Regions from separate parts of the Homo sapiens genome. Here regions 1 and 2 are each linked to region 3. Evidence: chromatin loops called from intact Hi-C (ENCODE). Cell type or tissue: endothelial cell of umbilical vein. All regions are shown on one strand. Each heading gives the region's core, and the rest is flanking DNA. Links, peaks and the distances in the headings are about the cores only. Region 1 overlaps LYPLAL1 (lysophospholipase like 1). Region 2 overlaps LYPLAL1 (lysophospholipase like 1). Region 3 has its middle 150 kb from the start of LYPLAL1.

Region 1 (5,677 bases), core at 348-5,347, 140 kb before region 3:
TGTATTTTTAGGCTATATTATTAGGTGCATATTCATGTAGTAATATTGTCTTTTTTATGGCTACTTTTATCTATAAAATGTTCCTTTTTAATTTGTGGTAATACTCTGAAGTGTACTGTGTTTAATAAAAATATAGTATATCTCAGCTTCCCTATGCTTATTGTTTACATGGCACTTCATTTTTCATCCTTTTACTTTCTTTTGATTAGAGCTGTATGGTATGTCTTTTTCCATTCTTTTGCTTTTAACCTACCTATATCATTGTATTTAAAGTGGATTTCTTATAGACAACACGTAGTTGGGCTTTGTTTTCATCTTTAACCAAACTGATAATTTGTCTTCTAAGTGATTTGTTTAAGCAATTTACATTTAATGTAACAATTAATATGCTTGAATTTAGGTCTACTGCTTTTCATTCCTCTGTTTCCCTTTCACACTTTCTATTGAATTATTCGTTTTTTAATACACCATTTTACTTTATTTTTTTTCTGATTGCCATAGGGATTATGATATACATAGCAAAGCTTTTTTACCTACTTAGAGTTCTTTGTTGTTTTTTTTTTCCTTGTAACTATATAGGTCCCTTTATCCCCATCTTGTGTATGTTATAGTTTTCATATGTATTTTGTCTGCATACATTGAAAACTGTATCAAACAAGGTTATAATTTTTGTTTTCAACAGTCAACCATATTTTAAACAGCTTAAGAGGAGAACAATAGTTTATTGTATATACTCAGTTGTGGTCTATTACAGCATATAAGTGTGTTTTGATTAAATTGTGAATTACCATTTTGATTATAAGGTATCCCTTTTCCTCAACTGTATTTAATAGATGTTTTAAATCAGCTAAGGTAGGGGCATAGTCAGTAAAAGTCAGCAATTAGTTTGCTGTGTTGATTTAGATGGAAAATACTGCTTTTTTTTTTCACTGTGGTAATTTGGACTCTTTAAATGAAGTGCCCAATAAAGATTTTTATTTCTATAACATGCTTTAGCTATATTTACAATTAGAGATTTTCTTAGTTTGTGTTTATTATTAGAATTTCCATTTAAAAATAATTTTTAACAAGCCATTTATGATTTATATGATAATATAGTTTCTTTTGGTGTTTTAAAAAATTCTAAAAGTAATAAGATTTGCATAGTGCCTATACTTTTAGATTCACTGTTTTTCCACACAAAGTCCATGTTTGTATTTTTCAGTAAATATGTATTCTAAAATAAACTAGGCACTTTTTATTTAGGCATAGTAAACCATGAATTCCTCTTTACTCCATCACTTAGAATTCCTATCTGAAGCATGATAGTAGGAGAGCCCTCTCCTGATAACAGTATATCTGTACTACAAGTATGCTAGTAAGGAACCCTACTAAAAACAGCTATTTTGAAGAAATAATGTACTTCTTTGGTAAGTATTAGGTATGTTTAAATAGGTACTAGTATGGAAAAGTTTTCTTAGATATGATTTTTTAAAAAAGAAACAAAAATGGACTGTTTTCTACAAATCACAGTGTAGATTTTATAAGAGTTAAAGTCAAAATATATTTGGAGCAAAAATAAAATAATTTTAGACATTGTTATTTCTGGCTGGCACAAATTATTCCCAAGTGGCACAAATGATTACTGAAATTTATTCAGCAAATATTTAGCATCTATTCTATGTCAGGCTTTGTTCTTAGCACTGGGTATGTATCTGTGGAAAGAATGAAGTCCCTGCTCTCAATGAGCTCATGTAGAGACAGAAAATAAAAGGGAAATTAAATGTAATAATTTCAAATAGTGATAAATGGTATTAAGACTGGGGATAGAGAGTATATGTGTGTGTTGCAGGGTAAAAGGGAGGTATACTTTCAGTTGGAGAGTCAAAGAAGCTCCCCTGAGAAGGTGACACTTGAGCTGAGACCTAAATGAACAGTCGGAGCCCACCATGCAGAAATGTTGCAAAGAGCCCTCTAAGTAGTGGGGATATCAGATGCAAAGCCACTCAACTAATAATAAGCTCGTACTATTTGAAGAAAAGGAAGTGACAAATGTGACTGGAACCTAGTGAAGGGTGGGAGAGAGAAGTGGTATGAAATGAGGATAAAGAGGAAGACTGGTGCCAATTTGTTAACTTAAAGGTTATGAATGAACTTTCGATTTTATGACTTTAAGGCAACACAGATCAAAAACAACTTGGTATCAAGCTGAATGTCAACTTTTTTTTTTTTTTAACCTTGGACATTTTATTCTAGCTTAATATTTTACCAATGTGTAATGGGTTGGTTGATTGATTAACTTAGGAACCACACAGATGTTCTTTGCCAAACATATTTATTTATTGTGGTAATGTCTGAGGAGTTTTATACCAGCTAATAAAGTGATTTATTTGAGGAAGAAGGTGAATGAGTATAACATATGTGATAGTTTTTAGCTGTTTAAAAAACAAACTTTTATATTTTATTTAAATGTTATTCTAACATTTTAGGAGATTTATACATTCTTGTTTATGCTTTCTTAGCAAGAAAGTTCTAAATTATTTTTGTCTCGTTAAATTTTCTCAATTACTCCATTTGAACAGAATTTTAATTTTCTTAGCTACCACATTAGTAACATACTTACATTGGGATTCTACTTCTGCTGAGCATCTATCTCTAATTAAGGCATTGTCAAAGAAAAAAGTTAAGTGAATGCCACTTTTTTCCATTAATGGCTGAGTTCCCAGAATGATTCACATTTTAGCCTATGATATCATCCTTATTTAAGTATTTAGACAGACAAATAAACACAGAAATAGCAGAGTAAAATGAAAAGGGAAGTAGAACAATTCAGAAGGGTAATAGGCTCATTTGAATTTTAAAGTGAGTGTTGTATTTTTGATATTTTGATTTAGAACTTCACTGTGATTTTAGTGACAGTTTGACTACAATTTGAGGTTTCATTTTGTCTGACAATGACTATTTGGAAAGCACCTACTCTCATTTTCAGAGTAATGAAAATGAGTAACTCAAAACTAGTTAAGAAGCTAGTTTTGAGAAGGGATTCTGGGAGGAGGAAGGTTTGAATGCTTTCTGCCTTCTCTCCCCTTCTGATTCTAATTTATCTACCTTTCTAGAGCCACACAGCTTCTGGGGTCAGAAGGCATATGGGGTTGTGAGATAATTTATGCTTATTGGAGTCCTAGTATAGAGGTGGTGCAAGATTTTATCTTTTCTGCAGCAGTTGAAAGCCTGGATAAAGAGCAATGAAGGAAAAGCTCAGTCTGCAAAAATCTGCCCTCCTCATAGGTTTATGTCATAAAATGTAATTCTCAGACAATAATGCAATATTAATTAGAATTCCAAAAGGATTTTTTAAGGATAATTATTTGAAAATAGTTTCAAGTTTACTAAATTTTTTGATAAATTTATTGGATAATCAAGAACAATAGATGCCTGAGAATAGCTAGGACAAGTATGAAAACACAGACTAGAGTAATGATAGGAGAGGGGAACTTACCTTACACAACTTCAAAATATGCTCTAAAACCACTATAATATGATTAACGTTATATACTAACTTAATAATTAACTTAATAGATACTAAATAGAAACTAACTTAATAGATAAAGAGATTAGTGGAACAAAATAGAGCCTTTCTCAACTAAAGCTCTTCAGCTGAATCACAAGACATAGAAAATTATTTGAGTGACTGTTCCCCCGCCCACTGCATGTATGATATAGAACGAGCACCATTCTAGATGTATTAGAGGGAAGTCAGTTCATTATATATAGCATATGTCTTACAGAAATCAGGGTTAGAGAGACTAGATAATGCAGAACTATAAAATATATGGCAAAGATAAAATTTCACTGTTTGCTGAGAAGGGTGTCTTCCTCCTTTCCTCCCTTTCTCTCTCCTTCTTTTAATAGCACAAGCACAATTGACTATCATATGGGATAAAATGAATTTGAATCCTTAGGTTACTCCATGTATGAAATTCCCCCAAAATTCAAGGCTTAGGTGTAAAAATGAAAACAAAAGTCTTAAAAGAAAATCTGGGCTACTATATATAAAAAATGTATGGATTGGCAGGAGCTTCTTAAGCAAATCTAGAGACCCAGAAATTTAAATTTTTTTTTAAAAAGACATTATATCAAATGTAGAGTCTTTTGTCCAGTAAAAAAAAAAAAAAAAAAAACCCTTAAGTACATAATAACGTAATATCAATATTCAAAATAGACTTGGAAGAAAATACCTGAAATATATGCAACAAATATTTGTCAATAATAGACAAAGTACTCTTTTAAACAAGAAAAAAATTGAAATGACAATAGGAAAAAATAATAGCAAATGACATCAGTCAGCAATTCCACTTATGTGGAGTTTTAGAACAGGCAAAAGAAATCAATGTTGATAGTCTCACTCAGTAGTTGCTTGGGAAGGTTACGGGAGTTGCTCGTGAAGGGGCATGATGGAATTTTCCAAGGAAAAGGAATGTTCTGTATCATTGTGGAGATGGTGGTTGCATTGTAAAAAGTAATTGAACTATACACCTAAAATGTGTGTAGTTCAATATAGTTTATATATGTAAATTATACCTCAATAAAGTTGGTTTTAAAACTTCAATTGATACTCTTAAATGGTAACATTTTAATGTATGTCAGCACCTACTGCTATTACTGCTGTGGGCAAAAGGATATTTTCCTACCTTTCCTGTAGAAAGGTAAATTTTTACAACTTTTATGGAAGCAACTTTGAGACATCTATTAAGACAAAAATTGTACCTTTTAATCCAACCTGTTTCTTGACTCTTTTCCATAGGAATAAAAGTTCCAGTAGATAAAAACACGTATGCATATGTTTAATGAAGCATATTTCTTAGTGGCTAAAAGCTGGGTACCAAATTAATTCCCATTATTAGGGGAATGGCTGATTAAATTGCAGAATATGCTTATCATAGGATATAATATAGCCATTAAAAGGGTAAGTTAGAACTGTAACTGATGAAAGGATTTCCATGAGATATTGTTGAAGGAAAAAAGCATGATGCACATAATAGAATCAGATAGACTACTTTATTTTTGAAAAGAAATAGTGTGCCAAGAAATAGCCTGTAAATATGCATATTTTAATTTATAAGAATAACATTGAAGGATATATTTCAGATCATTTACACAGTTTACCGAATGTAAAGGACAAGATGTGTGAGGGAGTTGGAGAGAAGAGGAGGAATGTAGAGATGGGTAAAAAATGAATAAGATTGACATGAAAAACATCTAAACAATGTATATATATATAATCTCATATTTAAAAAATTTTATGTATCTGCATAAACTTAGGGAAAACATTTAAGTTTTTATGTACTGACTTTCAGAGGTATTCATCATATCCATTTAAATTTTAGAAAATGTGTTACAAAGTAATGTTTATATGATTCTATTTGAGTAAATAAAAGATCCCCGTATATGAATTTTTGTTAAATTTTAGTCAGTTCAACTTTCTTGTTTCCAGGTTTTTTTTTTAGTTTCTCTGAGAAACTTTCCAAATATAACCTTGACGTTCAAGCCCCTTAAGTGGATGTCCATTTATTTTGGGGTGGTATGATCAATATTGAAAAATGGTGTAATTTTGTTCCCTTCCAGCACCACCCACTGGTCCTAAAGATTGTATGCATCCCAAGGCCAATGACAATTGAATATTTCTAGCTCCTTGAAT
Region 2 (5,677 bases), core at 322-5,321, 120 kb before region 3:
TTTTTTCTACATTGAGATACAGAAAGAGACCACAAAAGTGCAAAGGCAGTCATGTTTGTTTTTGTTAACTGTATAGTTCTTTAACCAGCCAGTGAAAATAAATCTTCACTAAGTTTTATGGAATTATACACATGCCACAAAACACACGTTTCTTGACCTCTTATACTGTGACAAAACATTAGTGCTATTACCCCACTTTTCATATGCTGGATTCTTCACATACGTTAGTTATTGATTCATAGAGCAAATAATATTCAAGTCTTTTGTTGCAGTTTTTTGTTGTGGTGGTTGTTTATCTTAGTGATCTAGCTGAACCTCTCGTATGTATTTGTTGTTTACCTTAGTGATCTAGCTGAACTTCTCATGTATGTATTCCCTGAGTTAGAAACATCATAATTACAAATGCCCTTAAGCTGACATCATATAACATAGTTAAGAACTTGGGCTCTAGACTCAGAGTGCTGAGTTCTAATCCTATATTCCTCACTTTGTAGGTGTCCAGTCTCCTTATTCTCTGTGTCTTGGATGATGGTAATAATATCTACCTTTTAAAGTTGTGGTAGTTGAACTAGTCAGTTCATGTGAAATACAAATGTGTCTGACATGTAATGTTGAAAAAGTTTTCTTGCCATTATTACATACTTCATACCACCCATCCTATGGTCACCTGGATAGCAAAAGGCCACACTGGAACAGTGGTACCACTTGGAGACTTACAGGTAGCTTAGTTGTTTCTTCCCTACCAGCTGCTTACTTTTTCCTCAGTGGTATATGAGCTCTGCTTCCCTCTTTCTTTTTCATTGCTCCTAGATTATTTAAACAAGAGTTACTGTTTAGTATTTTTCTACTAGCTTTTATACTTTTGTACAGTGTCTATTAGGGTACATTTAAGTTGTTAGGTCAGATTTAAGTGCTATTCATAACGTTTTAATGAAGGAGGGATTCAGTGGGAAATAAAAGAAAAATGCATTTGAGATTCCAAACAATTTTTATTAAGCACACACAACCCATAGTGAGGAATGAAGTTAGGTAATTTTTTTTTGAAACAGGGTCTTGCTGTGTTGCCCAGGCTGAAGTGCAGTGGCGTGATCATAGCTCACTGCAACCTAAACTCCTGGACTCAGTGATCCTCCTGCATCAGCCTCTTGAATTGTTAGGATGATAGGCACTTGCCACCATGCCTGGCTGTTTTTTTTTTTGTTTGCTTGTTTTATGTAGAGATGGAGTCTCTCTATGTTGCCCAGGCTGGTCTCAAACTCCTGACCTCAAGTGATCTTCTGCTTCAGTCTCCCAGAGTGTTGGTATTATACCTGTGAACCACCATGTCTGGCCCAGGCTAGGTTTCTTTTAAAAATGAATTATAATGGGAAAAACTAGCAAAATGTAAGATTGGAAAAGAAATATGAAGGGGATAGGTTCAAAAGTTGTTAACCTTTTATTTTGTTTAATAATCTGTTCAGATTTCTGATTTAATGTAAGACAGTATGTCCTAATGGGACCCAATCTCTGAGAGTGTAGTTGTGTTTGTGTAACTTTATAAAACAAAACTACTCTCTGTATTTGATGTAGATAGGAGCCCATTCTTTGCGGTTTTATTTGATTAGTGGTACTTTGTTATGTTGAACTCAGTTTTACAAACTTTTTTTTTTTTTTTACAGTATGTGATCTTCTACCTTTTCTAGGTAGTGTGTCTAGCTTGGACAGGTCAAAAATGATACTTCTCACTAAATTTTATTTTCAAATTGTCAATAAAATGTTATGTGCTGGAGTATAAAAGAAACTGAGAAATTTACAGTCTAGTAAGGCAGAGAGGGAAGTAAAGTATTCTAATACTGTACAGGTATTATTGAAGAACAATGTCGAAGGTATAGCGTAAGCAGCAAGGAGAGAAGTAAATCTTTCTGGGAGTTGGGAACTGCTTTGTTGAAGTGGCAACTGAGTCTTAAAGAATAATTGAGAATGTGACTGGTAAACAAGGACAGAAACATGTTCATGAAAGAAAGCAAGGGACACATTAAATCCTTCCAGGAAATAGTTTGGTGTACATCCCAAATCCTAGTATCATTGAATTATATACAGGGAGTGAATGATGTGATCAAATGGGCATTTTAGAAAGATTATGCTGACAACTCTGGAGGGCTGACTAGTCAGTGTGAAGGTCAGAAAAACAGCAAGAAAGCAAATGCAATAGATCTAGTAGAATGATGAAGTGCTAAACTGACACACTATTTTAAGACTTCAGGAATACCAGGATGAGTAAAACTACATTTAAAATTTTAATCATCTGTGGGGTTTAGCTATGAAAATTTTTTGTTTTCTAAGCTTTCTGCAATGGATATGCACTGCTTTCTTAATAGAAAAAATAGTAAACTTTGTTAAGAGAGAGAGAACTCAGCAAAAGGCTCATTACAGGGGATGTTCAGTTAAAGGGGGTTCCTTGGAGACATTCATGGATCCTCACTCTGCACATTAGGAATATAAGAAAAATGTTGATTTTTTAAAATTTATTTTTGTATATTTATGTTTCATATGATTCTACCAGACATTAAGATAAAACTTAGGGAAAACAGGCAATAGAATAGTGACTTTTAAATTACTTTTCGAAAGTTGGCAGTATAGTCATTGACAGAACCAGGATTCAAATTCTGTATTCTGAGAAAATTATTAATAATAGATTGTCCTGCCTTCTTCTGGCTTTATTAACATATTAACAGTGTCCAGTGTGCAGAATATAAGCATTTTATTGTCAGTACATTCTCCATCATTATTAAAGCCTGTCTTGAACTCTTCATTTCCTTCTAGTTTGTTTCTGTCTAAGACAGGAAACTGGAGAAAGGTATATCATTTTTCCCTTGTGTATTGTTGTGCTTAGAAAGTACATATGGTAGAGATAGCTTTAAATTAATTGGCATCTATATTGCACTGGATAGTTTTAAAATTGCCATTACATGTCAGTGTTTTCTATTTAGGTAATGTTTTAAGTTCTGAAGTTGTTTTTATATACATTAGATCTCCTGGGTCTTGCAGTAGGTAAAAGTAAAGTAGGATATAATTATTTTCATTTCAGAGGTGAAGAAACTAAAATTCAAAGTGTTCCTGGCTAATACAGAGTTGGGACTAGAACCCGGGTCCCCATAATACCTTCCTTTATTGGCCACTAGGTGGTGATAATTCGTTGTTAAGAGAGAATACTGTTATAATTTAGGCTTAACTTAGATCTAGGATGTATAGAACCTGACAAATGATATGAATAGATTTATCAGAATTTTGATAATATAAGCATATTATCAGAATTTTGAAGCAGAGAGAATCAAGTCTTTCTGGAACTACACTGGAGTAATTTACGTGGATGATCTAAATATCCATCATGACAGGAATGGTTGAGGGAATGATGGCCTATTAATAGAATTGAGTATTATGTAACCATTAAGTACTACATGCACACACACATAAAAAGCACTCAGTAGGCCGAGGCGGGTGGATCATGAGGTCAGGAGATCGAGACCATCCTGGCTAACAAGGTGAAACCCCGTCTCTACTACAAATACAAAAAATTAGCCGGGCGCGGTGGCGGGCGCCTGTAGTCCCAGCTACTCGGGAGGCTGAGGCAGGAGAATGGCGTGAACCCGGGAAGCGGAGCTTGCAGTGAGCCGAGATTGCGCCACTGCAGTCCGCAGTCCGGCCTGGGCGACAGAGCGAGACTCCGTCTCAAAAAAAAAAAAAAACAAAAAAAACAAAAGCACTCAGTAAGTATGTGTTCAATTAAAAATAATTATAAAATTTTGTAATTCTGTAGAAAGACTTTCAAATTAGTATTACATGAAAAAAATAAGATACATTGAACATGTAGAGTTAGTTTAACTGTAAAAATGAAATTTAAGAGAACATGTCAAAATTCTGTACAGTACAAAATATTGTAAAATTTTGTACAAGAAACTTTTGTACAAGAAACATTTTGTACAATGGGTGTATATTAATTTTGCAATAAGATTAAAAATAAAAATAAATGAAGGGATAGTTAGAATTCCCAAGATGAAGTCTAGCATCAAAATTTCCAGCCTGCCTTTTTCTGAACTTGTACACGTTTTCTCTATAGCCCAGCTGGGAGCTAAAACTTCAGAATGATAGCATTCTTCTACTTTCTTTGAACATATATGTATTTTAATTAAACATTTTATGTTTCTTCAACAACTAGTAGGACTTTAAAGGCTCTGGACTGTTGTTCTAACAGTTTTCCATAGAGGAAAATAAATATTTTGTTTATCCCACAAGTTTTGTATGAGAGGAGATATCCAAATAAATGTAATAGTCATAATTTCTGTATTCCCAAATCTGAAGAATAATTATAATAGTATACCAGTTAAATGGAAGAGGTGTTGAAATTTAGAATGGTAATGGACTTTATTGCATGTTTAAAGTTCTTTTCAGTTGATAGCACACTTTAAGTGGATTTTTTTAAGGATTTTACTTTCAGATTGATTATCTTAATGTTCCTAATATAGTCTTTTTATAGATTGTTTCTGTTTTATTTTATATAAAGAGTTCATAAAGCCAGGTTTATTATTTTTTAACATGTTTTATTCAGCTTGTTAATCTTAAGTGTATGTTGAAATGTTAACTCTTGACATTTTAAATACTTTGCCAGCAACCGTAAATACCCGTTATAACCATTACCTACAATGGATTTACTATTTTCGTATTTACTTATTGAACAGTAGATTTTATATCATTTTTTAGACTCTTAGGTGGAAAATTGAATTCAAATAACTAGTTCTTTGTGTTAAATTTTCTTCTGTTAGGAAAAAATACACAAAGTCCCTTTTCACAGTAGTGTCCTATGCTAAAGGTCATTGTATTGTCAAAGACGGCTAGTGAGGAGTTGCAGATTACCTCACAAAATCATAAATGGGAAAGGGACTTAGATTAAATCTTAAAATAATAATATTTCAATGAGTATATTTTTCTTCATTGTAACTTAAGAGAATTAAACATGAAGTTAAATGTCTGCAGGATGCATTTATGTGTATTCATAATGACATTTTATGTGCGGGTAAATGTTTTCTTTCTCTCTTTTTTTTTTTTTAAGTTGTTACCATCAAAAGTCTCTGAAACTACATAAAGTGATTACATTCCCTGGTCAACAAAAATGAAGTGTTTGTCACTTCATATGTAAAATTTTCTTGATAGTTATGCTTTTAAAATCTCTTTTTAATGTAAGTTTTTGCCTACTAATCTTTTATTTACATTTTATCTTTTAATGATCTTTATCTTAGCCTCAAAATTATCTATGAAATACTAATTTTATTTTTGCTTCATTTATAAATTTTGAAGCTTTTTTCAATCATTCGTACAGCTTAGATGGTCTAGAACTATGGTAGCCACTAGCTACATGTTGCTCTTTAGTTAAATAAAATATAGAATTGGTTCCTTGGTCACACTAACATATTTCAAATATTAATTAGTTACATTTGGCAGACACATAATTCAGGCTCTTGAATTTCTCAGAAAAAAATAATAAATTTGCTCCTGCAGCCTTGTTATCTATCGCGTGTGGATTTTCTTTAAATGGTGACCATATTTTAACTTTTTGTTTTTACCCATTTTACTTAATTTTGAATTATTTGCCACACAGCTGTGATTCTCAGACATCTGATTTATGGCATAAGAGCTTTTAAAA
Region 3 (5,677 bases), core at 357-5,356:
TCAAGAACTGGCTTAGAAATATTTGTGAAGAAGGCATTTCCCTAAATTCTTCACTTCAGTTTTCATTGTTAGAACCTCCTCAATGTCTTATAACTTCCCTCAGTACAATTATGGCCAGGTTTATCATCACTGCCTGGGAAACCCCAAAAATCAGAGCTTACACAACCTGCCTATAATATACTTGTCATTTAAGCTCACTCTAAAACGCAACCTCTCAGCTCTCTCATTTGCTCAGTTGATAAATGTATCCACACTAATTAAAAGGGATGTAGGAGCTGCAGCAGTGTGATTAATATACTGGCTTGCACAGATAAACATGGTGTTTATAATAGTCAAAAGTAAATTCATTCTGGAAGACAATGAGGCGAACAATTTAGTGAAGCATTAAACTCAGGCACAGTGATTTTGGAACCAGATAACTCATATAAAACATATTCTATATTTTATAGAATATAAATAATGAAATGTATTTTTTCTTTCTTGGGAACTATTGTTATATCTTGAATGCTTTTAGGCATTCTTCCAGAAGTCAAACAAAAAAGGAGAAATTGTTTACTTGAAACTTCTAAGAAGTAAAGAAGGTGATAACTTACACAGGTCATCTCTGAGCTTAAATTGTGCGATGCTAAGAACAAAGAAATCAGAAGGGTTAAGATTCCTATGTGTTTTCACTTCCTCACTTAGCCCATTTTCTGTCCCAGTTTTTCAGTCCTCTGTTGTTCCTGTTCTTTCATGAGCATCAATGTGTGTTCAAAGTAAAAATTGAATGCTTAAATACTGCAGTAAAGGGAAATTAGAAAATCTTAAGTTAGTTTCAGTTTTAGATTTTAAGGCTGGATTCTAAATGCCAGTTTGTTTAAGCGATGCTTTTCCCTTTGTTTCTACATGTTGAAATAGGAAAGTTCTGTGGGAAATTGGCTTCCTGGTGTGAAATGCAAGACTTGAAGTTCAAAGATACTTGTGAAATCCAGTCCTTGTTTTGTTCATTAATTTCTATAAGCAAGCACAACTATTTAGCTAAACAATTCAAGACCTAACTGAACTGTTAAATGTATAAACAGCGGGACAACCATGGGAACTAATTGCCCTTCCCTGAGATGCAGCGACATTTGGGGAAAAGTCACCATATGCACATTTCAAAAGCTGCAGGTGCAACCACATGGAAAGGTTAGGTCAGTTATGGAATTGAAAGTATACTGAAAATATAAACTAACATGAACTAGGAAAAAAAGACCTCATGAAGAGGAAGAAAAATGAGAGGTGGGTGGATTCAGACCCTTGTAAAGACTTCCTGTCAATAGTCCTGGTTTCTCAGGGAAGTCTCATTATGTGGCCTTCATTAGGTGAGTTTGAAAGAGGTTAGGGAGGAAGGGGCTGAGCCAAATAGGGAAGCAGTAGGGTATCCCTTCTCATCTGTCTGTGCCCCACAAGGTTGTTGATTGCTGAAATGGGCAGAGCAGCCTGCCTGTCACATGTGGCATAATGAAATTCCTGCCCACGTCTGTTGTGAGCTCTCTCCTTTGAAGCTGGGCTCTGTTACGGCTGCTCCAAATGAAACATGTACCAAAGTGACCCATGGACAGGGAGAACTGTGGTTTCCATAGAGCTGGCATTTGTTCAACAATGTATAGTATAAGCCTGAATAATAACCGAGGCAGTTTAGAAGGGAAGAGGGCAAAGGCAAAAACAATAATAAAAACCTTAGAAAAAAGTACAGTGGATTCCTGCAGTTGCTTTAATCTCCCCAGTATAACAATATTTATGGAAATATACTATCAACACTGAGAAAGAAATATACACACACATGCATATATACTAAAACACACACCCATAACCACCCATATAGTAATAATTAAAAGGCAGTGACTTGAGTCTCCTTACCTTTCTGAACATCTGTCATGTTTTGGCAGATCATCAAAGCTCCCAGGAACATGGTAACTGACTAGTAAGCCGATGCTCTCTTCACTACCCAGTCTAAATGTGCGTTTCTCTCTGGTACTGTTCCCAAATGGTGGTTCTTTCTTACCCACTGTAAGGCCCCTTTTTCCTGCAGTGTGCATTTATTCTTTACCCTACAAGAAAACAGAATGTGACCAGATGGTTGTTACTAGGAAAGAATTATCCTGAAAAGAAACTAGATGCCAGTTTCTGATTCTTAATTCTCACTCTGTAACTTATGGGTTAAAGGCCCTGAATTTTAAGCTTCATTCTTTTTGGAGGGATAAGTGTGACCACGAGTTCTCCTTTTCTCCAAAGACGAGTGTATAGCTCCTTCATAGAATGTTCTGAAATGCCTGGAGGAACTGGGTCAGCTCTGCAAACAGTACTTACTATCCTTTCACTCTGCAGAAAGCCTGACCTTAACAATTCCACATCTATCCAAATATAAAGAACAAAAGGTAGTGACTCGGCCCCTCTCTCTTATCCCTTCCCCCTCTGCACTCGTGTTTCCTGCATTTAATAAAGGCAGCAGCTAAAATTTAATAGGAATTGGATAACCATGAAGCCATCTCCTGGAGTTACATAGCATGTTTTGTATTATAGTGTTAGGATTAAGGAAGGAAGAAGGCTAAATCTGCCTCTTGCTTCAAAAACTGGTTTCTTGACATCAGATTGACATGGATGGTGAGTGAAATACAGGATGAAGCCAAATAGTGTGTGTGTATGTGTGTGTTGGTGAGTGTGTGTTGAGGTCAGGTTGAAGAGTTGCAAAGTAAAAGTCAGTACATATGATTTTTGTTATTGTGGCAAGTTATTGCTCTAACTGATGTTTCACTGAGTCATCTAAATGTGCATAGAGTAACCGCCTTAAATACAGAATGTATTCCAGTAAAAGTGCTATAGCAAAGCTCCTTGGCTTTTTTCAAATAAGGTGTTTTCAAGCTGACATGCTGTTCATTGGGTTTGATGGTGCACACAGGAGATCTGTGTGTTCCCAAATACACCAACCTTCTTAACCATCACTAGACTGAGGCTAGTTCCTATGGGAAATATAAACTTCTTTGTTTTCAAAAAAACATATGGGCCAAATTAGAAAGTAAATAAATGAATACCTCTCAAGAATCCATGATAACACTTGCCGAGCAGTGGGTCAGGCCAGATTTAATCTAAAATCTTTCTGCTGCGTGTAAATGATTATGTCATAGCATTTGTCTTTAATTACTCACCTCTTTCCAAAGGCTTGACTCATAATGCGTTTCTCAGTTAACCACAAACACTTGTACTACAAGATTTGTCATATAGATTCACTCACTCCCTATACCCACCCCTTCTTCTTTCCCCTTCGCTACAACATTGTTAAGTCGTAGCTCCTGAAAAAGAAATTTTGAGACATTGTCTAAACCACCCCTTCCCTGATGTTTTGAAAATTTCCATGCAAAGAAAAATGGCACCGTCCCTTTCTTGACTCATGAAGACCACTATAGTAGACTTAATAGTAGTGGGAAATAGCAATACTCTATCATCATGGTTTTACACTTATATGACTTTGTTCCTCTGAGAATTTCTAAGAGTTTCAAAACATATGAAAAGAATAAAGACAATGGGTTGTAGCTTGTAAATGAGTACAAGTCAATTAAGCACCCACATACATATTTTTTCCTTCATCACTTCACTTCTCACCTCACCTTCCCCTGTGAGAAACAGAATGAATTCTGATTTAATTGAGTGAATTAAATCAGTCATGTCCTCAGCCCACTTAGCACATATTGTTAATCCACTCAGTTTTAGCAGAGGTGTTGGCTCTCATTGGTGATTGTTTCCATATCTTCTGACCAATCCTGTAAGAAGTTTGGGATTATAGAATTTGGGGGAAATATAAGAAATGACACAATCCTAAAGGTATGTCCATCCAGGATTGGTGTTATTTGTAGGTAAAGTAGGAATCACCTAAATGATGCAATTTGGGAGGTTTAAAGGATTTTCATCTCAGCTTACTACAACCTCCACCTCCTGGGTTCAAGTGATTCTCCCTGCCTCAGCCTCCCGAGTAGCTGGGATTACAGGCACCCACCACTATGCCCTGCTAATTTTTGTATTTATAGTAGAGGCGGGGTTTCACCATGTTAGCCAGGCTGGTCTCAAACTCCTGACCTCAGGTGACCCGCCTGCCTCGGCCTCTCAAAATATTGGGATTACAGGGGTGAGCCACCACGCCCAGCCTTAAAGGCTTTTTGACTCCCAAATCTTGATCCTACTAACCTGAAATTTCCATTTTGTTAGTTCGTGAGGGTTTTTTGTTTTTGGTGGGTGGGGGGTTGGGGGGTGGGGGGGCATTGAATGAAAAGGTCTCTAAACAGCCACAAGAATTTTCTTAAGGTTAGAATGAAAATTGCAATACTGGCAGGGCTTAATGTCATATTAGTTTGTGCCTCCAGGAAGGAGGTGGAAAGATGGCTGGGACCCTGAATCTTCATTCTGTATCTGTTGTCTATTATAATTCCAGTGGAGGTTATTACTATATAGGACATGATCCCCAATTCCCTTCTGGGATTCTTGACTCGGGGTAGTGGCCTAAGGCCCCGTATCAACAAGAAAATTCCTTCTACCTATTTGATTCAAATTAGATTAAGTAGCCTCCTTGGCGCCTTTCCTGTAGTGTGGACCCTAGTAACTTAAATCCTGAAGTCTTATCAATTTGACAGTGAGAAGCTAAAGAAAGAGGAGCCTTTTAAAAAGTGTCAAGGGGAAAAAGTGTCTCTTGCTCCCCCTAAGCCTCTCATTCCATGTCTGTTTTCCTCTGGATACCAAACAGGTTGCGGCATGGGATTGCATCAGCCTATGGGGAAGAAAAAGAAGAAAATAGACAATCTGCACAGAATATGTAAAAGGAGAACCAAAGCCCAAAGAGAAAAATGCTGAGAAGTCGCCAGCAAAGAAAGCACAGTAAACAACAGCAGGGGCCGGGCGCAGTGGCTCACGCCTGTAATCCCAACTACTCAGGAGGCTGAGGCGGGGGAATCGCTTGAACCCATTAGGCGGAGATGGCAGTGAGCCAAGATAGCACCACTGCACACCACCTCATGACAGAGCTAGACCCCGTCTCAAAAAACAAAAACAAACAAACAAAAAAACAGCAGGAGGCAGAGGAGTTTTCCATAATCGTACACCTTCTACTGATGTGCTCTCCATTAGCCAGCCTTGACTTCACCAACATCACTGCTTCTCCTCCTCAGGGCTGGGTGGAATGGGGTTATGGTGGAGAGCTGCAGAAAAGCTTTAGCCACCCCCAGCTGTTAGAGGGTGCAGCACAACTCGCTTTAATTGCTCATGTATTCTACTGGCCCAAGCAGTCTGCAAGGCTGAGAGTGAGTTGAAGAACACTGACTAGGCAAATGAAGACAAGAAGAATTTGAAATGGCGAGGCAATTGAGGTCCTGAAGAAATGAAGCACATGAAGATGGGGGAGCAGCTCAGAACATCAGGAGGCAGTAATGGGATACTGGGTGCTTGGAGGGGAACGAGAGGTAGTGGCAGTGGATTTCATCTGATCAGCAATTTTATTTGACTTAGTGTGACAAATGGACCAAACAAAGAAACTATTCTGTTGTTGATGATCCCTATAATCATTCCCTAGGAATAGTGTGATATAGTTTGGCTGTGTCCCCACTGAAATCTCATCTTGAACTGTAGCTCCCACAATTCCCACATGGGAGGTAATTGAATAATGGGGTCAGTT

What was found. Peaks named below come from ENCODE experiments on the same cell type or tissue, not always from the same donor. Only the 100,000 strongest peaks of a DNase experiment are listed, where the experiment ranks them.
Region 1: it touches region 3 in a loop (2.5-fold over the local background); 3 of 110 quality-filtered maps call a loop at or near these places.
Region 2: a loop joins it to region 3, with 2.3 times the contacts of the local background. A loop is called at or near these places in 5 of 110 quality-filtered maps.

Annotation. Positions count from the first base shown.
Region 1 is chr1:219,186,483-219,192,159 of GRCh38, forward strand. The region is part of intron 2 of LYPLAL1 (lysophospholipase like 1); the gene reads left to right. Among named protein-coding and RNA genes, the nearest start is that of LYPLAL1, 15 kb to the left of the region's middle. In endothelial cell of umbilical vein, for the core only: no CTCF peak of the experiment used is centred there; DNase peaks (open chromatin) are centred at 2,109 and 2,709; H3K27ac peaks cover 2,005 bases.
Region 2 is chr1:219,201,654-219,207,330 of GRCh38, forward strand. All of the region lies in intron 3 of LYPLAL1 (lysophospholipase like 1), which reads left to right. Among named protein-coding and RNA genes, the nearest start is that of LYPLAL1, 31 kb to the left of the region's middle. In endothelial cell of umbilical vein, for the core only: a CTCF peak has its summit at 3,145 (motif pointing right); no DNase peak of the experiment used is centred there.
Region 3 is chr1:219,322,053-219,327,729 of GRCh38, forward strand. It overlaps a transcript of LYPLAL1 not described here. Among named protein-coding and RNA genes, the nearest start is that of LYPLAL1, 150 kb to the left of the region's middle. In endothelial cell of umbilical vein, for the core only: no CTCF peak of the experiment used is centred there; a DNase peak (open chromatin) is centred at 3,079; H3K27ac peaks cover 2,976 bases.